Linked DNA regions of Homo sapiens: region 2 is linked to region 1. The links are chromatin contacts, found by Hi-C or POLR2A ChIA-PET in ENCODE. All regions are on one chromosome and are shown on one strand. The core of a region is the stretch at or near the end of the contact, and the rest is flanking DNA. Distances in the headings are between cores, read along the strand shown. Region 1 has its middle 36 kb from the start of CXCL8. Region 2 overlaps LOC105377277 (a long non-coding RNA gene).

Evidence for each region. A loop is a pair of places that touch in the nucleus more often than their neighbours do. ChIA-PET counts read pairs that join two places held with the same protein, here RNA polymerase II (POLR2A). Pooled maps may share reads with other maps.
Region 2: a pooled map shows a loop between it and region 1 (2.3-fold over the local background). The contact joins two enhancer-like sites. A Hi-C loop is called at or near these places in 4 of 50 pooled maps. POLR2A ChIA-PET finds 5 or more read pairs at or near these places in 2 of 52 experiments (BJ and PC-3).

What each region holds. Positions count from the first base shown.
Region 1 is chr4:73,774,964-73,778,009 of GRCh38, forward strand. No RefSeq gene overlaps it. Among named protein-coding and RNA genes, the nearest start is that of CXCL8, 36 kb to the left of the region's middle. Within about 2 kb of position 1,653, at least 5 of the 41 ENCODE cell types and tissues checked have a DNase peak (open chromatin) inside an H3K27ac peak, as active enhancers do.
Region 2 is chr4:74,133,008-74,136,053 of GRCh38, forward strand. All of the region lies in intron 1 of LOC105377277 (a long non-coding RNA gene), which reads right to left. It also overlaps a transcript of MTHFD2L not described here. Among named protein-coding and RNA genes, the nearest start is that of MTHFD2L, 24 kb to the right of the region's middle. Within about 2 kb of position 1,389, at least 4 of the 41 ENCODE cell types and tissues checked have a DNase peak (open chromatin) inside an H3K27ac peak, as active enhancers do.

The DNA.
Region 1 (3,046 bases), core at 403-2,902:
GGCATTGTTCTAAGTGTTCTACCTTTATTGTAACTCTATGAGGTAATTACTATTATTTTTTATGTTAGATAAACATGCTGAAGTGAAGAGAACTTATATAATGTACTCATTATTATATGGCTAGGAAGCTACAGAGCTGGGATTCAAACCTAGAAAGTGTCAGTCTGGTACAAAGTCTGATTTTTCCTGTCAAACATTATTCTACCTTGCCTTTCTATGAGATAAATAAGTAAAAAGATACATGAAAGTATATTGAAATAAGAGAACATGTATATAATATTGAGCAGTAAGGCTTGACACTCCGGATAGATGTAAAATAAATTGTAAAACATTTCTATTGAGATTCAGTGGAATTCAAAGTGTCATCTAAACAGTCTAACATTCATCTTAACACAGTGAAAATTTCATTCATCTGCAGTAGGTATTTAGAATATATAAGTATTTGGAATATACAGGTATCTAAAATATGACCGCTACTCATCAGTTAAAGAATCCCAGACTCCAATAGAAAAATGGACAAGAATATGAATAGGCAATTCACAGAAACTTAATAGATACTTAGTTTCATTAGTTATCAAAAAAAATCAAACTTAAACCACTATGAGATAGCATTGCATATCCATCAGATGGTCAACAACTGGTAAATCTGGTAACACTGAATTTTGGTGAGGATATGGGAAAATGGAAATTCAGACATGGCTGGGGTAAATATAAATGCACATAACTTTGGAAATTGGCAATATCTAGTGAAAGCTGAAGATATGCAGAACTTACCCCAGCATTATCCCTTCTGCGTCTGCACTAGAGAAATCTTCAACCATGTACATAAGAAATTGCTATAAGGATGCTTGTGAAGCAGTGTTGGTAATAGCAAAAACTATTGAACCTCAGGAGTAAAATTCATAAACAGTGCAATGATAGAGTTAAAATGAAACTACTCAATCTAACTGGTTAAACAAGGGTAAACCTTTAAACATACTTCTGAGTAAAAAAGAATACAAAATGCTACATCCAGTACAATGTCATTCACGTAGATGTTAAGCACTAAATACTATATAGAGAAACATGAATCTATGGTAAAAGTTCAGAACACTAAAGAGAATGATACTATCATCACAGGATTTGAATAGTGAAGAGAGAAAACTGGCGAATGGGACTTTAGAGTCTATGTATTTTTTAATTAAAAAAGATTGGAATCAATTATAATCAAATATTAATAGAGCTAATCTCAGAGGTGGGTAGATAGGTAATGGTTATATGCACATATATTTTACTTTTTTGAATAAAATGCTTTATAATTGAGGTCTAAAAGGGTAATATGTGTGGAATTTTTTTTTTGGCAGGGGAAAATAAGGGGATTTAAATCATTTCTTCATCAAAAATCCCTTTGAACTTTTATTTGCCAAACTTCCTTCTTCCTTGTTATGAAGATTAGTAACTCCAAACCATATTCACTTCTGCGGTTTCATTCTGAAAAAAGAAAATTTGGCTGGTTTAGATAAAGCATTCCATTAACCTACATTCTGAACTAGATGTTCTAAAAGGAAGTTATTATTTTCTCTGGCAGAGATGAAGGGAAAAGCCAAAACATTTTGATGTTGACACAGCTTTTGGAGAAGTGCCAAAAAGGTCACTGAGTCTGTGATCCTTCATGGTGTCCGCAATGTGGGCCTTGCAATGATCCCAGTCCTGCTTACCACAGGGTGCAGGTGTCTTTGGAGCTGAGTAGAAACATTCTGAAAACATGCATGTTGCTGTCCCTGGATAAATGCTTAATACTTAATGCACTGCTTTTCCTTGGTCTCAAAATTGTTCTTAAACTTACTTTGTGTGGCTATCTCAATGTTTATAAGCCAAAGAAAGCCAGCTACCTATTGCTTACTGATGGTACACTGCATGTTAATTTATTATTTTTGGCTTACCTAATACATTTATATTTTATAAAATGGATATTTTTTGAAGGTATAATTGTGTCAAAGTGTGCACTTTTGGGTGGAGAAGCAAAAGCTTTGTCTCCATATATAAAGATGATGGATCCTATCTTACATACTTATCTTCAATACCTTTACTGTCACTGAATAAATGTTCCTTAGCACTTACCATGGCAGTTTTATTAAACACAAAAATGTATGATCTTTTTCAGAGGTTAAAAAAAGTATAATCTGTATTATTTGAAACATTAGTAAACCAAAGAAATGCTTACTGAAAATTATGGTTCAATGCCTAAAATGTCTATTTAATTTGTTTTACATAAAGCCTCCAGAAGGTGGATACAGTTGATTTTAAGTTAATTAATCTCATAAATCATTGTAAAATAAACAAAAGATTATAAATACAGTAATTTTGATAATCTGCTTTAAGTTACTAGAGAAATATTAAAAGCATGCACTTTTGCTTTTTGATATACTTAATTTGAAGTAAATAATGCATGTTGAGCCAAAACAAATACAACTTTACCTCTGAATCGTATTTTAAGATTAAGGGGAAAAAGCCATAAAATAATTAACATATTTTCATTTCTCTATATTTTAAATTGATAAAATTTTATTTCAATAATGATGAAAAGTCACTAAGTACATTTTAGTCTTTTTTTAAATTTAATACTTATAAACTGTATCATGTACTTTGAAAACAGGTGAAAATCACTTAAAATTATTTTATTTAAATTGTATTTTCCAGAAGAGTAGGTTGTGGGTTAGTCGTCTTTGCAATTTGTCATGCAATTTGCTGGGATGTCAGCTTCAGCTGGGCTCGTTGTCATCTTGGCCTGAAAAACAGCAAATGATGAAGCAAAGTGTGAGAAATTGTCTCATATTTTATGGCTCACTGAGTGAATGAATCAACTCAGGATGCTGCAGCATTGCCTGCAGGAGTCTGTGTCTGTGAAACTGCTGAAATTCCAAACGGAGTAGCTGATGGACTCTGGGCAGTATTCATGGTCCAAAAGGGTGTTGGCTTTCCTCCCCAGATTTAAGAACTGTAATTTTGAAATGAAGATGACATGTCATTTTCCATTTGTGACAAATCCTAGGAGCTGCTATACTGG
Region 2 (3,046 bases), core at 139-2,638, 360 kb after region 1:
TACACTAATATGTTAGCATTTTTTAATTTCAGGTTGAAGAATTCCCTTTAGCATTTCTTGCAAGACGGGTCTAGTAGTGGTGAATTCTCTTAGCTTTTGTCTGTGAAAGACAATTTCTCTTTGTTAATGCTGCCCTATTTCCTTCTGGCCTACATGGTTTCCATTGTGAAGTCTGTTGCCAGATGAACTGGAGTTGCTTTGTTATTTTACTCTTTTGCTGCTTTCTGGATCTTCTCTTTGTCTTTGATATTTGAAAGTTCAATTATTATATGCCTTGGTTAGTGTTACTTGGGTTGAATCTGTTTGGTGTTCCCTGACCTTTCTATATCTAGATATTTCTGTCTTTCATGAGTTTTGGAAAGTGCTCTGTTATTATTTCTTAGGATAAGCTTTTCTCCCCTTGCTCTTGCTCAGCTCCCCCTTAAACACCAATAATTTTTAGATTTGGTCTTTTGAGGTAATTTTCTATATTTTAAAGGTGGCCTTCATTTCTTTTTATTGTTTTTTTCTTTTCTTTCTTTGGACTGTATTTTCTTAATAGCCAGTCTTTGAGCTCACTGATTCTTTTCTCTAACCCATTCTGTTATTGAGATCCTCTAAAGAGTGTTTCAATTCAGCAAATGTGGTTCTCCGTTCCAAGATTTCTGTTTCATTTTTAAATTATTATTTCAATTTTCTTGTTAAATTTCTCTGATAAGTATCTGAATTGTTTTTCTATGTTATCTTGTAGGTCACTGAGTTTCCTTAAAATTGCTATTTTGAATTCTTAGTTATAAAGTTCACATATCGGTTTTCTAATCCCAAAATGGCAGCATAGAAGCAAGCTTGCTTCTCTCCCCTCCACCAGAAACCAAAAAGAAATACACAGCAGCAAGATCTTCACCAGCAGCAACCCAGAGATCCTGTATGAGGATGAGACAGTTCCTGTAGGTACAGAGAAGTGGAAACATTCTGAGCAGATGGTAGGAGAACCAGATTCTACATCCATGAGGCCTCTTCCCTGCATTACACCAGGCATCAGCAGTATGAAAAATCTGCCCTCAACTCATGGTTTCTGCACTGAAAAACGTGAAATTGAGATTGTCAACCAGCTTTCCCATCTTCTTCGGTTTCCTGCCAGGAGACCTGCCTTTGCCTTAAACCACAGGTAGCACTGTGACTGCCTGGAGGGAGAAATGTCTGTGAAGGCTGGCAAAGACAAATAGGGAAGCCAGGACTACCATCCTCAGCCGTAAAAACTCCTTGTAACTTGACCAAAGGAGATGCCAAATCAGTAGAAATCATGTAGCAAGTATGTTCCACAAGTCCCCTGGGAACACACCCGTGGCCGGCCTTCCCACAGTGCTAGGGTAATCCCTTTGGTCCTCCTCCTTATGGGACAGGCAGTGCCATGGCCATTTGCAAAAGTCAAGGTAAACATAGGCTTATGGCGCCATCTAGAGCCGAAAACAAGGCAGCAAGCTGGCAGTTAAGATTCATAAGCAACTGTATTCAATAAAAACCAAACCAAACTAGACAGATAAAGCTGGACTAAATAATTATTAATACAAATACATAGATGTATACCCACAAGAAACAACAGCAAACATGGAACCATAACCTTCTAGACAAAGCAAAGTTCCAGCGACTGACCCTCCTGAGATGGCGATTTGTGAACTCTCTGACCAAGAATTCAAAACAGCTGTTTTAAGGAAACTTTGTTATCTCTAAGATAACACAGAAAAGCAACTCAGATATTTATCAGAGAAATTTAACAAGGAAATTGAAATAATGATAAGCAGAAATCTTGTAACTAAGAACTACATTTGCTGAACTAAGAAACTCTTCAGGGGATCTCAACCACAGAATAGGTCAAGCAGAGAAGAGAATCAATGAGCTCAAAGACTGGCTGTTAAAAAATAAACAGAGGAGAGAAAAGAAAAAAAGAATGAAAATGAGAGAAGGCCACTTACAAGATATAGAAAATTACCTCAAAGACAAAATCTAAAAATTATTGATGTTCAAGAGAGAGCAGAGCAGGAGCAAGGGTAGAAAGCTTATTCAAAGAAATAATAAGAGAATACTTTCCAAAACATGAGAAAGATATAAATATTCAGGTACAGGAAGGCCTTAGAGCATCACATTAGTCAAATAAGACTAATGAAGGTATTTACTAATCAAACTGTCAAAGATCAAGCATAAAGATAAAACTGTAATGGCAGCAAGAGAAAAGAAGCAAGCAGCATATAAAGGAGCTCCAAATCATCTTTAGCCAGAATAAGAAAAAAAGAGAGAAGACCCAAATAAATAAAAGTAGGAACAAAAATGGACACATGACAACTGAGACCTCAGAAATACTAAGAATCATTAGAAACAATTAGGAACCATTACATGCCAACAAATTGGAAAATATAGAAGAAATGGATAAATTCCTGGACACATGCAACCTACCAATATTGAACCATCAACAAATAGAAAACCTCAATAAGCCAATAATGAGTTATGAAATCAAAGCCATAATAAAAAGTCTCCCATCAAAGAAAAGCTCACGGCCTGATAACTTCACTGCTAAGTTCTACCAAACATTTAAAGAACTAATACCAATTCTATTCAAATACTTCAAAACGATTAAAGAGGAGAGAGGGAATACTTTCAAACTCATTCTACAAGGCCAGTGTTACTGTGATACCAAAACCAGACAAGGACACATTTTTTTTTTAAAGAAGCTAGAGGCCAATATCACCAGTGAACACAGATGTAAAAATCTTCAGCAAAATACTCATTTACCATTGTCAAGTAGAATTCATTCCAGAGATACAGGATGGTTCAACATATGCAAATCAATACATGTTATACACGACATTAACAGAATCGAGAATGAGAATCATATAATTATTTCAATAGATGCCATAAAGGTAAAGGCATTTGATAAAATTCAACATTCCTTTATGATAAAAATCCTCAACAAACTGGGCATAGAAGAAACATACCTGAAAATAATAAAAGCCATCTATGACAAACCCATAGCTAACAACACACTTAACAAGGAAAAATTGAAGGCCTTTCC